Linked DNA regions of Homo sapiens: regions 1 and 3 are each linked to region 2. A link is an interaction called in ENCODE POLR2A ChIA-PET data of the cell type or tissue named here. Cell type or tissue: PC-9. All regions are shown on one strand. Links, peaks and the distances in the headings refer to the core of each region. The heading gives the core; the rest is flanking DNA.

Evidence for each region. ChIA-PET counts read pairs that join two places held together with the same protein. Peaks named below come from ENCODE experiments on the same cell type or tissue, not always from the same donor. Only the 100,000 strongest peaks of a DNase experiment are listed, where the experiment ranks them.
Region 1: POLR2A ChIA-PET joins it to region 2 with 7 read pairs; 2 of 35 experiments call an interaction of 5 or more read pairs at or near these places.
Region 3: POLR2A ChIA-PET joins it to region 2 with 7 read pairs; 6 of 35 experiments call an interaction of 5 or more read pairs at or near these places.

Annotation. Positions count from the first base shown.
Region 1 is chr3:129,736,170-129,742,989 of GRCh38, forward strand. All of the region lies in intron 4 of TMCC1 (transmembrane and coiled-coil domain family 1), which reads right to left. Among named protein-coding and RNA genes, the nearest start is that of PLXND1, 130 kb to the left of the region's middle. In PC-9, for the core only: no CTCF peak of the experiment used is centred there; no DNase peak of the experiment used is centred there; H3K27ac peaks cover 1,732 bases.
Region 2 is chr3:129,905,577-129,912,396 of GRCh38, forward strand. TMCC1-DT (TMCC1 divergent transcript) reads left to right here. Exons shown (of 3, transcript NR_037893.1): 3 at 51-3,336. Among named protein-coding and RNA genes, the nearest start is that of TMCC1-DT, 15 kb to the left of the region's middle. RefSeq lists silencers at 1,007-1,207, 1,317-1,517. In PC-9, for the core only: no CTCF peak of the experiment used is centred there; a DNase peak (open chromatin) is centred at 3,005; H3K4me3 peaks cover 516 bases; H3K27ac peaks cover 1,578 bases.
Region 3 is chr3:129,592,344-129,599,163 of GRCh38, forward strand. All of the region lies in intron 1 of PLXND1 (plexin D1), which reads right to left. Among named protein-coding and RNA genes, the nearest start is that of PLXND1, 11 kb to the right of the region's middle. RefSeq lists an enhancer at 3,875-4,606. In PC-9, for the core only: no CTCF peak of the experiment used is centred there; no DNase peak of the experiment used is centred there.

The DNA.
Region 1 (6,820 bases), core at 851-5,850, 170 kb before region 2:
CTCGTGCAGGGATTGTGAGGAGGATGAGCAAGTGATCACCATGTTCACTTGGTATCTACTGGCACAAATGCCAAACTATCAATTCTACTGACTCATCTGCATCTGCAACTGGCAGGACATACCTGTATCCCGTGCAGAGCCTGCCAGAATGCTACACTGTAGAGTCACTCAGGATAGTGAAAACTGTGGCAATAATTTTATCACACAATTGTTTAATACTTTAGTTACTTATCCCTTTATGTTAGTTGTACAATGTTAGGCAAAAACAAGTCTAGGCCATTTAATAATTGTGATGAAACTTCTCCTTTAAAAAAATGAAGGCTGGACTAGTAATGACAATTATTATTTTCTTTTCTTTTTTTTTTTTTTTGAGATGGAGTCTAGCTCTGCTGCCCAGGCTGGAATGCAATGGCACAATCTCGGCTCACTGCCACCCCCACCTCCCAGGTTCAAGTGATTCTCCTGTCTCAGCCTCCTGAGTAGCTGGGATCACAGGCGCCCGCCACCACGCCCAGCTAATTTTTGTAATTTTAGTAGAGACAGGGTTTCACTGTGTTGGTCAGGCTGGTCTCGAACTCCTGACCTCATGATCCACCTGGCTCAGCCTCCCAAAGTGCTGGGATTACAAGCGTGAGCCACTGCGCCCGGCCGCAATTATTCAAGTATGAGTACCCTTTCTCTAACTTTTAATTATAAAAAATTTCAAATATACTGGAAAAAAAACCAGAAAAGATGTTATAATAAACAGCCATATACCTACCACCCATACTCAACAACTGTTAACCTTTTGCCATATTTGCTTCACTTTCACACATATGCAAACCTAAACCACTTAAAGTAAATTACATATGATCCTCCACACTGCTATGATCTGCATGTCTCCCCAAAATTCATATGTTGGAACCTAATACCCAATGTGATAGTGTTAAAAGGTGGGGCTTTTGGAAAGTGATTAAGTCATAAGGGCTTCACCCTCATGAATGTGACTGCTGCCTTATAAAAGAGGCTAGAGGGGGGCCGGGCGTGGTGGCTCACACCTGTAATCCCAGCACTTTGGGAGGCTGAGGTGGGCGAATCACCTGAGGTCAGGAGTTCAAGACCAGAGACCAGTCTGGTCTGGCCAACATGGCAAAACCCCATCTCTACGAAAAAAATACAAAGATTAGCTGGGCGTGGTGGCACACACCTGTAATCGCAGCTACTCAGGAGACTGAAACAGAGAATTGCTTGAACCCAGGAAGCGGAGGTTGTAGTGAGCCGAGATCACGCCGCTGCACTCCAGCCTGGGCAACACAGCAAGCCTCCATCTCAGAAAAAAAAAAAAAGAGGCTTGACGGAATTCTCTTGCCCCTTTCACCATGTGATGATGCAGCAAGAAGGTGACATCTATCTATGAGAAATAGGCCTTCACCAGACACCAAATCTGCTGGCACCTTGAACTTGGACTTCCCAGTTTCCAGAACTGTGAGAAATAAATTTCTGTTGTTTTTAAACTACCCAGTCTAGCGCATTTTGTTATAGTAGCCCTACAAACTAAGACACACACCCCAAAATACTTCAGCACATATCTCCAAAATTTAAAGCCATTCTCCTAAATAACTACAATGCCATTCTCACACCTACTAAATTTACCATAATTTCTTGATATCATCTAATATTCAATGATATTAAAAAGTTGACCACTTAAAATAGTTCCACTGTAACCAAGGATCTAAGTGCACAGGCTAGAAACCATTGGCCTATGAGTCACATGTCTTAGGGCAGAAATAATATATATAAACTCCAGAACTATACTTCTTTCTTAAAAGAAAGAGAGCTCAGCCAGGCGCAGTGTTTCACGCCTGTAATCCCAGCACTTTGGGAGGCTGACGTGGGCAGACCACCTGAGATCAGGAGTTCAAGACCAGCCTGGCCAACACGGCAAAACCCCATCTCTACTAAAAATACAAAAATTAGCCAAGCGTGGTGGTGGGCACCTGTAACCCCAGCTACTCAGGAAGCTGAGGCAGGGTAATCACTTGAACCTGGGAGGCAGAGGTTGCAGTGAGCCGAGATTGTGCCATTGTACTCCGGCCTGGGCAACAGAGTGAGACTCCGCCTAAACAAAAAAAAAAAAAAAAAGAGAAGAAGAAAAAAGAAAGAGAGCTTTCAATTTTCACTTTTGGCTTTTCAGTTCTAACACTGTATGTTTCAAAAGGCACTCTACTCAGGCGTCACGTTAATTAGGAAGCAGTATTCCTGGAATAGATCTTCATATATTACACAATTCTGTTGCAGTACCAGTTACTAATCCATAACCTACTTTACTTCCAAACAGGAATTTAAAATGACTTGTAAAATTTATTTGTTTTTAAAAAACTTTTAATAACAACTACTGTTTCAATAAAAACTACAATTAAAGAATAAAAGTTATAATAGGAGACAGGGAAGCAGACAATTGAACTAGAAACATAAACCAAGGCTAGCTACTGCAAGTGAACACTTTTGAGTTTTCTAGCAACCAAAGCAAAAATGGAGATAGCGTGGTTTCATTGTAATTTTTTTCATTGGCGATTAAAAAAAGTGTTTAAGAATAGAATTTATCTCCACTTAACTGGAGGAGAAATTTACACATGGACTTTTATATAAGAAGAACTAATAATTAAAATCTTTTTTTTGTTTTTGTTTGAGACAGGGTCTCACTCTGTCACCCAGCCTGGAGTGCAATGGTGAAATCTCAGCTCCCAGCAACCTCCGCCACCTGGGTAAGTGATCCTCCCACCTCAGCCTCCTGACTACCTGGGACTACAGGCACGCGCCACCACGCCCAGCTAATTTTTGTATTTTTTGTAGAGATGGGGTTTTGCCATGTTGCCCAGGCTGGTCTCAAACTCCTGGGCTCAAGAGACACACCTACCTTGGTCTCCCAAACTGCTGGGATTAAAGGCAGGAGCCACCATGCCCAGCCTAACTAAAATCTTTAAGAATTATCTTTTTTAAAGATTAAAAGATATCCTTCACAGATGATTCTTTTTTTGAGACAGAATCTCACTCTGTCTCCCAGGCTGGAGTGCAGTGGCACCATCTGGGCTCACTGCAGCCTCTGCCTCCCAGATTCAAGAAATTCTCATGCCTCAGCCTCCTGACTAGCTGGGATTACAGGCATGCACCAACACACCTGGCTAATTTTTGTATTTTCAGTAGAGACGGAATTCTACCATGTTGGCCAGGCTGTCTCAAACTCCTGACCTCAAGTGATCCACCCGCCTCGGCCTCCCAAAGTGCTGAGATTGCGTGAGCCACTGCGCCTGGCCCACAGATGATTCTTATAACCATCTACAACAATAACCAAGGGCTTATAAGATCATAGTTCAGTGAATGAGTTTCTACATGAGCTGAAGGAACACAGTTTAAGTCTGTAGCTTTCTGGTAACCTGACTTGATACTGGAAGAGAGATAGTCTAGTAAGGAACAGGTCCCTTAGCATATTATTACCAAATATTAAGTATCTAATCTCCATTTTTGTCACAAGTTGGTCAGCACAGAAGACTGAACTCACTGGCAAGCAGTCTGGCAATTAGCATATAATCTCCAAGTAAAACAGCCTAAAAATTTTTTTCCCCACTATTAGTTTCCTTTACACCAAACAGGTTCAATGTCCTGTTGCATAAGTTAATGGAAGAAAGAAATATTGCGAAAACCTGAGGAGTCTGATTTCAGATTCCCTGATCTTAAATACTACATAGGAAAAGGGTAAACTAGATTTAAGATTCTTACTTTTGGTTCCCTCTTTTGCTATTCCTCGTCATTTATTAAGCACACAAGCACTTACGTGCAAGGTTAGCATACAGCATTAGTTTTCTCTCAAATAATGTTTCTCAACTCAATTGTTCCTTCTGAATCCCAGTCCTGCCATTTCAGAGAAACAGAGCGGTGTAAGTGAGAACAGCTCAGGTCTTTGCAATCTCTGAAGACGTCCTAGTCTGCACGTGTTTCAGACTGCCTTGCATGGAGCCTGGGCCCAATATATACTAGTTACCTTTCCTGTTCCATACTTCCATCTCAGATGTATTCTCCTAGATACCAATCACTATGAATTTCTATGCAGAAATTGCAAGTCTGCTAGTCAGAATTAGAGTTCAAAGTTCTTTGCTTCCCCTGTGCCAGCTGATGACATCTCCACACCTCAGTTCTATCCAAGAGAAGCATGTCCACTGCTTGATAACTTAGTAGCACAAGTAAAGCTTAAACTTTGTACTCGTCATTAAAAAGGCAATGGCATAGGATAAATCAAGGAATAAAAATTGTTCTGCTCTTTTCTGTACTTCCTTTCTGGTATGACTCTTAATATATTCCCAAATAATGTTTCCTAACTCATGGGAGTTCTCAACTCAACCACGGGAAGGGTGAGAAGTATGCAAAAAGCTGAGATCAGAGCTATAAAGTACTCAAGAGATGCTTAGTTCCATGACATTGGGAAAGTAACCACAGGCCCTTTATCGGTGGGGTGAGAAGAGTATAAATATGAGAACCAATTCTAAGAAATGATTTTTTCATAGTTCAAAGCAAAGTCTACCTATCTCTACAAGCTGTAATTTATTTTGGCCTCTTGTACTTACCACTGTTCCCCATTGTGACTTCATTACCTCACTGGTCTTCTTTCTTTGACTCCTGAACAAAAATTTCAAAGATTCTAGCACACGTACAGATAAACTATTATTTGACTGGGCTTTACAACATCTAGTTCTGGTACTTATAAGTTAATCAGATAGCATATACCTTTAACCTTATTAACATATGGCACTCTTCCACTTCACATCTGAGATCACCAATCTCAGGACTCATTGCCCCTTTGGAATTATACCTTAAGCTTTCATATGTCTAATATGTCTAATAATTTTAGTCTCATTGCTAGTATCCTATTCCCTTTCCATACCCACCCACCAGGATCTATTATCTTTCAAGCAAAAATCATGGTGATATAAAGAAATCAGGAAGAACTGGATTAGAATCACTGCTGTGTTGACTATGACAGTATAACTTTCATAATTACTGAAAACTGGTTTCTTCATCATCAAAAGGAGGATACAGCATCCCTTACATAATTGTTTTGAATAAAGACACATGTACTATCAGCTGCTACTAGTAGTACTGCACTGAATAATTTCCAAATTTCAAATATAATAATCCCTTCTACCTGTATGGCTGTTTAAAAAGTTTCCAAAGTAATTTGACATTATCTCCATTTTATAAAAGAGAAGATTGAGGCTTGCAAAAGTCCTGCATATGTTAGAGCCTCAGTAAAGGCAAGCTACCATTCAGAAGGCCATGATTTATTCAAGGTCACACACCTAATATAGATTATAATTAGAACTAAGGACTTCTGACTCTTCACTAACAATCTTTCTACTACTTTGCCACTGAGTTAATTGTCTCTAATTCTGTGCTGCTATATTTATTTGAAGGAAATAAAATTATAAATTACATTTTTTATGCTCGATCTCTGCTTTAACTGCTTTCTGTTGGCTTTATCTTATAAATTTAGAGCAGCTCTCATATACTTAAACTTGTCTCCATTTCTCCACACACTTATTATAATCACTGAAGATTCCACAACTTATTAAACAGAAGAGGTTGAGATCATCAGTTATATCTTAACAGACTTCTACCACTACAACTTCATTCTCTAATTCCGTATTTTAACTCTTACTTATATACAACACAGGCAAACACCTCTCTGATTCAAATATCTTATCTTAATCTCATATAATTCACATAATTTATCTAGAAACCAGACTGGAATGCTATCATTTCTGCTATTTAAATTCCTCCTTTAAAGACAATGCTGAAGAATCATTTCCTCTGTCAAGATAACTCACAGGGAAAAGATGAATAGTCTTGATCTTTTGGATGAAAGACCTAAATCTAAAACTCTCGTAAGAAAACATGGATGTAAATCTTTGTGACCTTGAATAGTCAATGAGTCTGTTTGTGTTTTTTTCCTGGTCCTTGATTTAGGATAGGCAGTGGTTTCTCAGATATGACACCAAAAACATAAACAACAAAAGAAAAAAAATAGATATGATCAAAATTAAAAACTGTTATGCTTCAAAGGACACCATTAACAAAGTGAAAAGATAAAAACCACAGAGGAAAGAATCTTGCAAATCATACATCTGATAAGGAACTTGTACACAGAATATATAAAAAATTATAAGTCAAAATTGAAAAGACAATCCAATTACAAAATGGACAGAGGACCTGAACAGACAGTTCTTCCAAGATGATTACAAATGGCCAATAAGCACATAAAAAGATGCTCAGCTCATCATTAACCACCAAGGAAGTGTAAATAAAAATGTGATACTACTTCATACCCACTAGGATGGCTATAAAGACAGATAATAATAACAATTGGTAAGAATGTGCAGAAATTGAAACCCTCATATATTGCTAGTGGTAAAAGGTATGGCATGTTTGGAAAATAGTCTGGCAATTCCCTAAATGATTAATCTACTCCTACATGTATACACCCAGGAGAAATGAATAAATGTTTCCACAGATATTCACAGCAGCGTTATTCATACTGTCCAAAAAGTAGAAACAACATAAATGTCCATCAACTGATAAATGGATAAAATGTGACATATCCACATAATAGAATATGATTTTGCAGTAAGAAATGCATTATGACATGGATAAACCTTCAAAACAATGTGCTAAATAAAAGTAGCCAGATCTGAAGGACCATGTATTACATGTTTCTGGAAAGAAGCCAGCCCCAAAGGACGACATATTGTATGATTCCCTTTATAGAAGATGTCCAGAATAGGCAAATCTA
Region 2 (6,820 bases), core at 1,086-6,085:
AATGGGTAGAATAATAACTTGGGGTAGAGGTTATCCTTGTGTTTCTCCAGGACCAAATCAACTGCCAATTTGGATATCATCGAGGCACCTGAAACCTTATCATGAGCCTGATGCTGAGGAATAGATTCTGGGAGGATCCCGAGGATCCCCTGGTTGCAGCCATGTTGAGACTGACGCTGAGGGGGACCCCAACTGTCACGAGCAACACCCATCGAACGCAGCCACCTACCTGGGGACAGATCAAGAAGCTGTCACAGATGGCAGAAGAAAACCTAAGGAAAGTGGGACAACCAGTCACAATGAGTAATTTAATGATAGCTATGATAGTGGTGATCACCATTGCCATGAGTATTCCTTCAACAAGGGCTGGCACAGAGGACAATTATACTTATTGGGCGTATTTATCAATCTTGGCTGGCAATAATGCCTGGATGTAATCACTCTATGACACAGTTACACATGCTTTCTGGTCTCCGTATTTACCATAATAAATCTGCTCCTGTAATTGAGGTATACTGCCCTCAAAAACCTATTTGTAAACAGAATTGGACCTGGCTAGAAATAATGAATGTATTTGTTTGGGAAGATTGCATTGCAAAACAGGCAGAGGTGCTGTGCAACAATTCCCGTGGAATCATTATTGATTGGTCCCCTAAGGGGATGTTTAGCTTGAATTGCACCTGTCAGTCTGTGTGCCACAGCCACACTATGTTCAGCTGGTCTGAACAAAATGGTCAAATGGTAGAAATGGTAAGAAGTATGGCAAGAGTTCCTATTATTTGAAAACATGGTGGTATAGTGGCACCTCAACCTCAAATGATATGGCCCGCTCTAGGAGCTTAACATAAGGATTTGTGGAAACTATTAATGGCTCTTAATAAGATCAAAATTTGGGAGAGAGTAAAAAAGCATCTAGAAGGACACTCTACAAACTTGTCTTTGGATATTGCAAAATTAAAAGAACAAATATTTAAAGCATCCCAGGCACACCTGACCTTAATGCCAGAAATAGGAGTGCTTGAAGGAGTGTAGACAGATTAGCAGGTAGTAACCCATTAAAATAGATAAAAACACTTGGAAGCTCTGTGATTTCAATGATGATGGTGCTTTTAATCTGTGTTGTTTGTCTTTGTATAGTCTGCAGCTCCCGACTCCTGCAAGAAGTAGCTCACCATGATAAAGCCACCTTTGCATTTATCATCTTGCAAAAACAAAAAGGGGGAACATGTTGGGAACAGGCCCCCAAATCTGGCCATAAACTGGCCCCAAAACTGACCATAAACAAAATCTCTGCAGCACTGTGACATGTTCGTGATGGCTATGACACCCACCCTGAAGGTTGTGGGTTTACTGTAATGAGGGCAAGGAACACCTGGCCCACCCAGGGCAGAAAACTGCTTAAGGCGTTCCTAAGCCACAGACAATAGCATGAGTGATCTATGCATTAAGGACATGTTCCTGCTGCAGATAACTAGCCCAACCCATCCTTTTGTTTTGGCCCATCCCTTTGTTTCCTGTAAGGAATGCTTTTAGTTAATCTGTAATCTATAGAAACAATGGTTATCACTGGCTTGCTGTCAGTAAATATGTGGGTTAAACTCTGTTTGGGGCTCTCAGATCTGAAGGCTGTCAGCCCCCTGGATTTCCCACTCCACACTCTATAGTTCTGTGTGTGTGTGTGTGTGTGTGTGTGTGTGTGTGTTTCTTTAATTCCTCTAGTGCTGCTGGGTTAGGGTCTCCACGACTGAGCTAGTCTCAGCAGTATAAAAATCAGAATATTAATTTGGCAACATTTGGTAATATCAATGCAGAATATTTATCAGAAATCAAATGTTATCACCAAAAATCTACTCTACTTTGTTATCCAGGAGATGCAATACAAAACCCATTAATTAAAACATTAACAGATACTATTAAAATACTTTGGGATAAGGTCAGAAATGCTAAATGTTACTTATTATTTTAGACACATTACCTGATGCGAGGCATATAGTGCAGATGATTATGGTTAGAGTTGTGATTTTCTAAACTCAAATACTTCTATATGTGAACATTTTTGGGAGATTTTTGTCACAACTGGAGAAAGATTATTTTTAAATTTTAGTAAACTACTTACAAAAACTGAACCAGACAAAAATAATTCAAGAAGCTAGAAATATGACAACATGGTGCAATAGGAAATCCTTGAATAAAAAATATATATATGTATATATACACCATAAAATATAGAATGGTATATTCTGTATCATTCTATATTCCTTTTCTAAAGCATCATTATTATTATTTGAGATGAGGGGGAGATCTAACCATGTTGCCTGGGCTGGTCTTGAACCCCTGTCCTCAAGCAATCTTCCTTCCTCAGCCTCCTGAGTAGTTGGGATTACAGACACATACCACTATGCCCACCTTAAAGCTTGCTTGCTTGCTTGCTTGCTTTTTTTTTTTTTTTTTTTTGAGACAGGATCTTGCTCTGTTGCTCAGGTTGGAGTGAAGTGGCACGATCTCAGCTCACTGCAACACTCCAGCCTGAGCAACAGAGCAGACTCCATCTTGGGGAAAGAAAGAAAAAAAAAAAGAACTATACATCTACCAAAAGCTTCAGTTAAATGTTTGGGTATATTGAAAACACACTGGATATAAATTTGAAACCACTGTTAAACGTGTGACAGGAAAATCGAGTTGAGACTGCCATGCCCGTGTCAACTGACCATGGGTTCTTGGGCTCTCAATGCAATAGAACATTGACATGAGGCCAAAAGAGTTTTCTCAAAGCTTCACTGGAGCTTTTGTCCAGCCATAAGGGAGGCAGAACGAGAGAGAAAGAGAGATAGAGAGAGACAGAGAGAGAGAGAGAGAGAGTATTCCCTGACAGACTCCACCTATAAAAGAACAGGTAGGACTTTTTTATTAGGCAAAGTACAGAACTGACATCAGAAGTAGAGTGTACACAGGCTGGGCAAGGCAAACAATGTGAGGGGTAGGGTAGCAGGTCAGCATATCCAGTTGTGATGGTTATCTTGAGTAATGGGCCACCTGGTAGTCTGGCCTGTGACAACAAGACTATAAATCAATTGTCCAGCAGCATTCCTTTCTGAGGTGGGACACTCTGCAACCTTGGTTAGCTCCTAAAGCCAGTTCCTGGAATTCTTTAAGTAAAAAGACTATTAGCAGCGAGGTAATGGTGTGGGTTTTGTGATGTGTGGGAATGCTCTAATGGGGGTGAACCAAAGCCAGGCTCTGTCTCTACTGTGTCTCACCAGTAAAAACACAATTACAAACAGCATGCAATGCTCTTTTTTGTGATGATGGTTAATAAAGAATACACATTCTAAAATACCAGCAAAAGTTCTACTTTCAAACATATGTCTAAATTTATTAGCTAAGTACTGACCTGGTATGATGCTTTAAGTAAAACTGATGGTTTAAACAAAATGACAGAGAAAAATCAAAATGCAATGTCAAAAAATTTTAATGTACATAATGCTCTCAAAAACCTCAGAGGGATTAAGAAATTCATTTTTTACCTTTCTTAAAAAATATATATTTTTGGGGACAAGATCTCAAGCTCTTGGCCTCAAGCAATCCTCCTGCCTTGTCCTCCTAAAAGTGCTGGGACTACAGGCATGAGCCATTGCGCCTGGCCTAAGAAATTCTTCAAAGGAAAGCTAAGTGATAATGCTTACAAAAAGATAGATTACTGAGTTTAAAATAAATTGCAGAGTCTCTTGACATTCCTTTCAATTTCTCCTGCATAGAGAATATTAGAAAAAGGGGATTTCAATTGCAAATCCCTCAGCCCATCTATGTTCCAAAACTAAATTTTAAAATCAATTTCTTTTTTATTCTACATTGGAAACTGCAATGTCATTGTTTTTTCTTTTTCTTTTTTTTTTTTGGATGGAGTCTCTCTCTGTCACCCAGGCTGGAGTACAGTGGTGTGATCTCGGCTCACTGCAACCTCCACCTCCCAGATTCAAGCAATTCTCCTGCCTCAGCCTCCCGAGTCGCTGGGACTGCAGGGGCCCACCACCACGCCCAGCTAATTTTTGTGCTTTTAGTAGAGATGGGGTTTCACCATGTTAGCCAGGATGGTCTCAAACTCCCGACCTCAGGTGATCCGCCTGCCTTGGCCTCACAAAGTGCTGGGATTACAGGCGTGAGCCACCGCGCCTGGCCAGAAAGTGCAATATCACCCTAAAAATAAAAGTTTACAATACTGAAAGAAAATAATGCCCTTTTCAGTCTTCTAATCAAGATCCTTACTATTTAAAATGTGCTCCTGGAACAGCAGCATCAGCATCACCTGGGAGCTCTTTAGGTGTGCAGAATCTCAGCCCCACTCCAGATCAGCTCAGTCAGAGTCTTCATTTTGACATGACCCCCAGGCAATTCATTTGCATATCACAGTTTGAAAATCACTGGACTAGATGACATATGTAACTTGAAGAATTACAGGAAATATGAACTTCAACAGCTATTAAAAATTTATAACTGAAATTGACTAATTTCAGTTAATGATGATATTGATGGGAAATGAACAGAGAGAAACTAAAAACGTTGTTTGTTAAGATCTGGAGTAACTTCTGCTGAAGTATTGCAATGTCTTTGCAGCAATAATTGTATATTTATTTATTTATTTATTTATTTATTTATTTTTTTGAGACAGAGTCTCTCTCTGTCACCCAGGCTGGAGTGCAGTGGCGCCATCTCGGCTCACTGCAACCTGCACCTCCTGGGTTCACACCATTCTCCTGCCTCAGCCTCCTGAGTAGCTGGGACTACAGGCGCCCGCCACCACGCCCGGCTAAATTTTTTTTTTTTTTGTATTTTTAGTAGAGACGGAGTTTCACCACGTTAGACAGGATGGTCTCAATCTCCTGACCTCGTGATCCGCCCATCTCGGCCTCCCAAAGTGCTGGGATTACATGCGTGAGCCACCGCGCCCACCCTATTTATTTATTTTCATAGAGACAGAGTCTTACTATGTTGCCCAGGCTGGTCTCAAACTCCTGGACTCAAGCAATCCTCCTGCCTCAACCTTCCAAAATGCTGGGATTATAGGTGTGAGCCACTGCAGCAGGCCTGCAGCAATAATTTATCACATTTCCAAATACTTTGTGTCTCTCAGTGTGTATTTCACTTTGCTAATATGGGTAACCAGGAAAGAATGTAGCTTCACCAAATAAAAGTTAGTAGAAACGAATTAAGGTCTAGAGTGACCAAAAAAGACTGTTACATCTAGTAATCATCATATGTGGGAGCAAGGAAGCATTGAAACTGCCATAAAGAATTTTATTTCCATGAAAGTAAGACAAACAACTGTTGTATAGAAAACTATCATATACTAGTGACTTTGAATTTCTCGGCTGGGCCCAGTGGCTCATGCCTGTAATCCCAGCACTTTGGGAGGCCGGGATGGGCATATCACTTGAGGTCAGGAGTTCAAGACCAGCCTGACCGACATGGTAAAACCCTGCCTCTACTAAAAATAGAAAAATTAGCCAGGTGTGGTGGTTTGCACCTGTAATCCCAGCTACTTGGGATGCTGAGGCACGAGAATCGCTTGAACCTGGGAGGCGGAGGTTGCAGTGAGCAGAGATCATGCCACTGCACTCCAGCCTGGGCCACAAACTCCATCTCAAAAAAAAAAAAAAAAAAAAATTTCGACACTTCATCTTAGCCAAAAGGCCAAGAAGTGATATGACTTAAAATTTCTAATGATTGTGCTAGTTTTTCTTACTTCAGGGCCTTTGCTTATGCTATTCCCTGTTCCTGATACTCCTTCCTCTCCAACAGAGTTGGCTTAAATGGTTCAGGTCTCAGCTTGAATGTCATTTCCTCAGGGTGGCCTTCCCTGACCCCACAAAGTCAGCTGCTCTTATGACATTCTCTCAAAACACTCTGAATTTCCTCTTAGCTCAACATACCCATAACTTCCCCTTACATTTCTGCCTTCCTCTCTGGACTGTAAGCTCCACCAGTGCAGGGACTTTGTCTCTGTCATTCTGAACCCACTGACCTCCATGTATCTTTAGGAGCTCAATAAATATTAATTAAATTAATAAATATTAAATTAAATATTAATTAAATCAATAAATATTGATAAATATTAATTAAATATTTATTTAATTAATATTTATTAAGATTTACAAATGAGTGAATGGTGGTCCTAGTCATATTAAATGAAGTATAATCCTGACTTATATTTGTATAACTCTTTTCTCTTTTTAGTACATTTTTACTTCTGTTTTCCCATTTGACCCTCCAAAAACTCAGCTCTACCTGGAGAGTCTCTCTCAGTCCTTAAAGTGCATATGAGATCCCCTAGCTGTTAGGTGTGAGCATGGACTGGAGGTGGATGGCCTGCCTTCCCATCCTAATTATGCCACTTCAGATCTGTGTCTTGGGCAAATTCCCTCACCTCTTTGTGCCCCAGTGTCTTCGTTTGTGCTTACCTCATAGGTGTACTATGAGGAGCAAATGAATATATAATGTAAAGATCTTGAACAGTGCCAGATACCTAACAAATGCTAGCTATCATTCCAGGAGCAGCATGAAGATGAAGAGTATAGGGGCCAGTATTACAGATTAGGCATCCCCAATATTGTGCTGAGTAGAAGAAGCTGGACACAAAACAGCACACACTGTGCATTTCCATTACATGAAGTTCAAGGATAGGCAAAACTAGCCTATGATGACAGAGGTAGGCTAGAACAGTAGTGGGCGGGGGCAAGCACACTGACTGGGAAGTACACAGTAGTCTTCTTGGGTGCTGGAAATGTTTTGTGTCTTGATCTGGGTGGTGGTTACACAGGTAAGT
Region 3 (6,820 bases), core at 419-5,418, 310 kb before region 2:
TAACTTTTTTCACTGAATATGAATTACTTGCATCATTTAAAAATAAGTTGTTTAAAATTAAAATTGTGAATCCCTCCCACCAAGGGAACATAAGTTCTGGAAGGGGACACCTGGGAGGCCCCAGATGACACCTTTGGGCATACCCTGACATCCAGCCAGGGTGGGGTCCTGGGAAAAGGCGGACCAGGCGCCCAGCTCGGGGTGATCTGTGGGCTAGGGCAGCAGGGAGGAGGGGAGCAGGAGGGAGGGGAGCTCGCTGGGAGCCCGCTCCCCCCTCCCCCACCCCGCGCTGACTTTCACAAGCCATTAATTCTGCACCGAAGGAATTTTCTAAAAGGCCTTTCCCCCAGCGTTTTTTCCCCTTATCCTAAAATAAAATTTTAAAAAATTTTTTTAAAGAAGTAAGCCGTCGGCTGCTCCGAATGATCTGTGTTCCGAGGGGGAAGCTGATTCCCCAGCTGCCAGGGGAAATCACAAGGCAAACCGGCTCAAACACGGAAGCCCAGCGTGGCGGGAAGTGCCGCCCCTGCTGGGGGAGGGGGATGCAGGCTGGGGGAGGGGGACACGGGACTCGGGGACTAGACGTCCTGAGCATGCTGGCCTCGGCTGAACTTGGTCTCCAGGGACAGTTAGCCTCACAGGCCCAAAATACCCCCTGACCCCAGCACCGTCCTCCTTAAAGGCTAATGAGCATGAGTCTTTCAAAACTCAAGTTCTCCTGAGAGCAGGGAAGGCTCGGCTATCCCCGCAGCGCCCTCCAAGTCACAGGGCCATCTTTCTCTCACACAAAGCTGGTCAGACCCTCCCTACCTACAACCCAGCTCCTGGCTGTCCTCGGGATCAAGCCCCAGCAGTCCAGCCTCGCATTCAAGGCCTTCGTGCCCCAGCTCCTGCCAGCTCCCAGGCCTCCAGTCTCCCTCCTCCCTCTGCCCCACCCGCTGCGCCCACCACATCAGTCTCCACAGGTCCTGGAATGTGCCCACACCTCATACCCGGGGCTCTTGTACCATTGTAAATGTCCCTTCAGCAGCCAATGCCCATCCCATGCCTCTGAGGCATTCGTACTCCCCTTGGCACTTCAGCGCCCCCGGTGTCTGGACCCATGCTGTTCCCTCTCCAGGCATGCCCAGACGGCAAGTTTTCAAGATGTGGCTCAGCCCCCCAACTCCTGTGATGGCACTGTGCTGGTCACACATTTCCCATGGCAGCACATGCATGACGTTCTCCAGCATGGAGCCTGTGCTCTGGAGGGAATGTTTACAAAAGAAAGGAACCTAATTTTGACTAAAGTGTGAACGACTGTGGTCAGCTGCTTTCTCTCTAAGTCGAGTGACTGAGAGCAACACGGCCATGCTGGGTGCTGGAGAACTGAGGGAAACGTATGCCTACTCTGCGTGTGGCAACAAAGGGAGGCGGGTATTCAGGCCCAGGCAACACTGGCTGCTAGCTTCAGTTCCTGTAAAAACCTCACTTTATCCCTCTCTCACATGGGATGAGCAACCGCCGCTGGTTTCGGCCCCGTTTTGAGAGCAGGATGCCCCCTCCCCCTCCAGCTGGCTCCCTCCTGGGGCCAAAGCTCAGCTCTGCCCACTCTCCCATTAAAACTCTGACATATTGATTTTACTACCAGCTGTAATTGTGTTGACTTTCTCTCCCCAGGAAGCCAGTTGGAAGGAGCGCTTCAAGAGCCCGGCTTCTCAGGCCTCACATCCTGCCGCAGACCCACCGCAGGTGGCACTATGAAAAGGATGCGGCATTAACAGTGGGCGCTGCGGCAGGTTGCAAAATCCAGCGGTTCCGTCACAGGTACAGACTGCATGGCTACCACACCGGCTGCGGAGGCTTTGCACTTGAGAAGTGAGGGCACCTTCCTGCCTGAAGTGTTTGATTGTTTATGATCCTGGGAAAGTCAGGTTTCCTTGCCACAGAGCTGAAATTTGCCACAGAGCTGAAAGCACATGATCACTTTGGGGTATTAAGACTGCAGGGTGGGCCGTTCGCACCATGGCTCACGCCTGTAATCCCAGCGCTTTGGGAGGTGGACGTGGAAGGATCGCCTGAAGCCTGGAGGTCAAGGCTGCAGTGAGCTATAATTTCACCACCGCACTCCAGTCTGGGTGACAGAGACCCTGTCTCGAAAAAATAAAAATAAAAAAACTGCAAGGTGACCGCAGCTCACTACATCCTGGCCGGGGACTGGGCTGTCTGGACCCCCCAGCTCCTCCCAAAGCTGGGCTCCTTCCCATTCATCCTTCACGGGAGCCAAAGAGAGCTTTTAAAACTGCAAAGCGCTTAATGCAACATGGGCTCCTGGAAAAGAAAGCAGACGTTTGTGGAGTGCAGTCTGGAGTTTAGTTGGGAGTAAAGAACAAATGTTGGCTTCTTAGTTTTGACAAATGTACCACGGTAACGGTAAGATGTTAGCAATGGGAGAAACTAGGGGACGGGTATACAGGAACTGTCTGTACTATCTTTGTAACTTTCCTGAAAATCTAAAATTATTCCAAAGTAAAAAGTTTATTTTGTAAAAAAAAAAAACCCCGCAAAGCAGGTCACATCTCCTGTGCAGCTCAACAGCTTCCCATGGTTCCCTAGTGCTGTCAACACAAACCCAAACTTTGCTCCTGGGCCCTTGAAGCCCCACTCAATCTGGCCCTGACCTCTGTGGCCTCTCTCAGCCCCCGTCCCCGCCAACTCCTCCCTCAGCTTGGACAGCCCAGGTAGGTAGGGCCAGTCCTCCTGGGCTCCCCTGAGTGGAGCCCATGTGGCACGGGCTCAGTGGTGGCCTGTGGACTGTGTCCAGTCTCAGTCCAGCAGCCCAGCCGCACACAGCCAGGCCAGGGTATGAAGCCACACCTGTGACTCCCAGACCCCAGCTCCTTCCACTTCAGCATGCACTGCCTCTCAGAACACTGTGCAAGCTGACACCTCTGCTGAGAGTAAACTGAGGCAAGGAATGAGCCATGGGCACACTGTGTGCCAGCCCTGGGAGGGGGCAGGACGGACTCGGTCCTGGGTGGCCTCTGGCAGCAGCCCCCATGCCAGGGAGGAGACCACCTGCTGCTGAGAAAGTAAATACCAGCGCCTTCAGGGGTGACCAAGAGGCTTCCTGGAGGGGCTGTAGGGAGAAGATGGCCAACCAGGCCTAGCACCATGGTCAGGAAGCCTGGCCTTAGCCACAGAGGAAAAGCAGCCTGGAGGAGCACGTTGGAGAAACCAAGGCACAGAGAAGAGCAGAGGCTTCAGACAAACGGCAAAGGACACAGCAGCTCTGGCAGACCCTTCGGGGAGGCCTGCCTTGGTTTCCCTGACCCCTCTGGAAGAGGCGGGTCACCCAGCTCCAGGGCTTTGAGGTTATCCAGACCAGCTGGACACCATCTGGAAGGGCTGAAGCCAGCCAGCCAGGCCGCCCTGAGGGCCAACACACAGACTGGGCATGATCTGCCCACCCACCCCAAACAGGCATGGCCTGGAAGGACAAGCCCCAGGCTTAGGTCACAAGCCTGGCTGGATTAAGGACCTACTGTGTGACACTACAGCTACTGGGGGCACCTTACAGCCCTGGGGGTGCACGCACGCACACACACACACACACACACACACACTCTTGCTGCGTACCCATTTTACAGATGAGAAAGCTGAGGCTCCTGACTCCTAAGTCTCACAGCTCTTACCTCACTATGGGAGGCACCATCCCCTCTGAACCTCGGACTCCACATCTGTAAAATAAGACAGCAATAGCACCCACCACCTAGGGCTTATGGAAGGACTGAGCTCATAGGAGCCTTCAGTGCTAAGCACTGTAGGTGCTCAATAAATGTTCCCAATTAGCTATGCAGACCACGGAGCAGAGGCTCGGGAGCTCCCGAGGACAGGGACAAGCCACTCCACCGCTTCCTGAAGTCAAAGCATCCGAGGCTGGATGGGCTACACCGCCCTCACCAAGGACACAGTAGTGGGAGCTCTGGCCTCGGCCTGCTCTGCCCTGGCGCCTGGGAACCACCGCCACAGTCGCTGACTCAAGCAGCCATTGTTTAGTTAGCTGGACGCAGCCCCTAGACACCCAGCTCCCCCTTCATGAAGCTGTTTCTCATTCCGGCCCGGCCTGGCCCCATTTCCAGCTCCCCTCCCCCTGGGTCCCAGAGGAGCACAGTGTGGGATGGGCAGCCAGCGGCTCTTCCCTGGCCCAGGGAAAAGGCTTCCCTCCCCCCAGCAGGAGGGGCAGAGCACGAAGCCAGTCTTTCCAAGCCCTGGAACAGTTTCCCTCCCAGCTTCCTCCCCTGAAGGGACTCCAGGCCAGGAGCCGAGAAATAGTTGCCTCTCCAGGGAACACTGGCAGTTCCCTCCTGGGGCTGGGGGGACTTGGAGGTTCGATCTCACACCCTCCTCCCCAGCCCCTGGTCTCCTCGGGGTCCAGCCCATATGCCTGGCCGCAGGCTGTGCTCTGCAGCAGGACTCTACCGCTGGTCCCAGAGTCATCGCACGACCGCTGTGGACACAGCCAAGAAGACAGGGCTGCTTGGAGCCTTGCGCAAACATCTCCGGGCTGGATTCCATGAGCTGGGGACACAGAGGTGACAACGGGGCCCTCTCTCCAGCTGCCCACATCCGAGCTCAGAGGCCCAGCCCCAGGATGGGGAGGGGCAGCTTTCTCATAGTAACAGTTCGGTAGAGTGACAGTAGCAAGCAGCTGTGTGCAGTCTGCTTTGTGCTGAGACCTCTTTCTGTATTATCTCATTCAACCCTCACCACACCCTGAAAGAGTTGATGCTGCTTTACAGTAAAGGAAACTGAGGCACAGAGAGTTGAAGTGATTTGCCCAGGGGCACACAGCCGGAATGGCTAGATCCAAGCCTCCAGCGCAGGCCTGCGGGCTCCAGATCCCCGCCCTTAACCACAGCCTCCCCACCCGCCGCTCTGCTGGGAGCCACCAATGGTTGCCAGGAAATCAGCCGCTTGGAGCTGGAAAAACCCTGGGTTTTGAGCTGGGGAAACTGAGGCCCATCAAGGTGATGGCTGCTTCTAGAGAGCTCAGTCACCTCAAACAAAGATAGCGGGCAGAGGCTGGAGAAGGGCACAGGCAAGGGGGTTTGGCCACTTTCCTGGGCCTGGCCTCCACTCCAAGGCCTCTGCCTGCGGGCCCCCCCCCATTATTTACCGATCAGAGCATAAAGTGCTACATGATTAACGCCCCACTGGGGCCTTGCCGGGACTCGTAATGGAGCTGCGAGCTTCCCTCCCCCTCCAGCGCATGATTTATCAAGTTTCAGGGTAAAGGACGGTGGACTAGGCGGGGAGGGCCCCCGCTGGCGCTGGCCCCCAGATCTTGACTGCATCGAGTATCAGCCGAGCAGGGTGGAGCAGGGCCCCTGCCACTGGATGCCTGTCTGGGCGGTCTGTTTGGTTCGGCCCTGGCTCAGACATGGCCTTTGGAAAGAAGAAAACGGCTGTACTTGGGGGGCAGTGAGGATCCAAGTCCACGTGGCTGGCACTCAGAGACTTTCTGGGCTTGTCCCCACTCGGGAACCGGCTGGTTTCCATGGCAATCCCCACATGGCTGTCAGAGCTGGAGAGGCCCTCGGGAGTTACCTGGTCCAGCCACAGTGGGGGCTCCGGGTGAGCGCCTCCGCCCCTGGATCCTGCCAGCACCTGGCAGGGCCAATACAGACCAGCAGCCACAGGGTCCCTTCCGGAACCAGATCAGCCATGTCTCTCCTTTCCCCAAAGCCCTGCTGGCTCCCCGCAGCCCACATGACAGCATCCAAGTCTTTAGCCTGCAGGCAAGGCCCAGCACACTCTCAGCTTCCCCTCGGCCTGCTACCCAAGCCACATTCCAACATCTCTGAGCCTTTGCCCCTATCGTGTGCTCTGCCTGGAATGCCTTCCCCAGCCCCATCTGTCAAGTGCTGCTCCAACCTCCCCTCCTCCAGGAAGCCCTCCCGCACTCCTCTGATGAGCTGGTTAGTGTGTGGCATCTGTCTGATGTCATGACCTCCTCCCTCACCATTCTGGGGGCTCCTGGAGAGGGTCCAATTTGTCTCTCTTGGGGGCTGTCCTGTAGCAAGCTGAGCCTCCTCCCATACTCACATACTCTAGAGAGCTCCCCACCCAGAGCTTGGACGGGCATGCGATGTTACCAAGGAGGTGCTGGCCTCTGGTATGTGTGGGTGGAGACAGCTACAGGCCCGGTAGCAGGAGTCCACACCAGGGGGTCATCCTAACCCCAGCCCGCGACCATGATGGGCGCTGGGGCTGGGCAGCTCTGCAGGCCACCCTGAAAGGCCCTCACTGCTTCTCACAGGGGCCTCGGCGGACGCAGAAGTTCCCTGGGTCTCAGTTTCCTCACCTTTAAAATGGGCCCATTCACCCCTTCCGACACCCTCTGGCTCACACCCCTTCGGTCAAAGATTTTGGAGGAATGAGGGGTCACAGGCGCTACAGCCAGAAGCCTGCTCCACCTGGAGCACCACAGTCACACACCACGGTGTGACCTCAGGCAAGATGCTTAACCCTTCTGGACCTCTGTTTCCCCTTCCATAGACTGGGGATAACAGTCATGTCATTCAGGTTCTGGGGAGATTAAAAGATATGTAAAGTGCTCTGCAAAGGGCTAACACAGAGAAAGTTCTCAAGCAACAACCACAGTAATTATGACATGATGGGGCAGTTCTGGTGTCAGAGGGAAGGCTTCCTTGCCACTCCATGGGCCAACTCCAGGGTCGGAGAACGGAGGCCCAGGTAGGGGAAGGCACCACTCTCTCCCGGGGCTCCTGCCCTCCCGCTCCTGTCCCAGTACACGCCACGCGTCTTTGTTCACGGC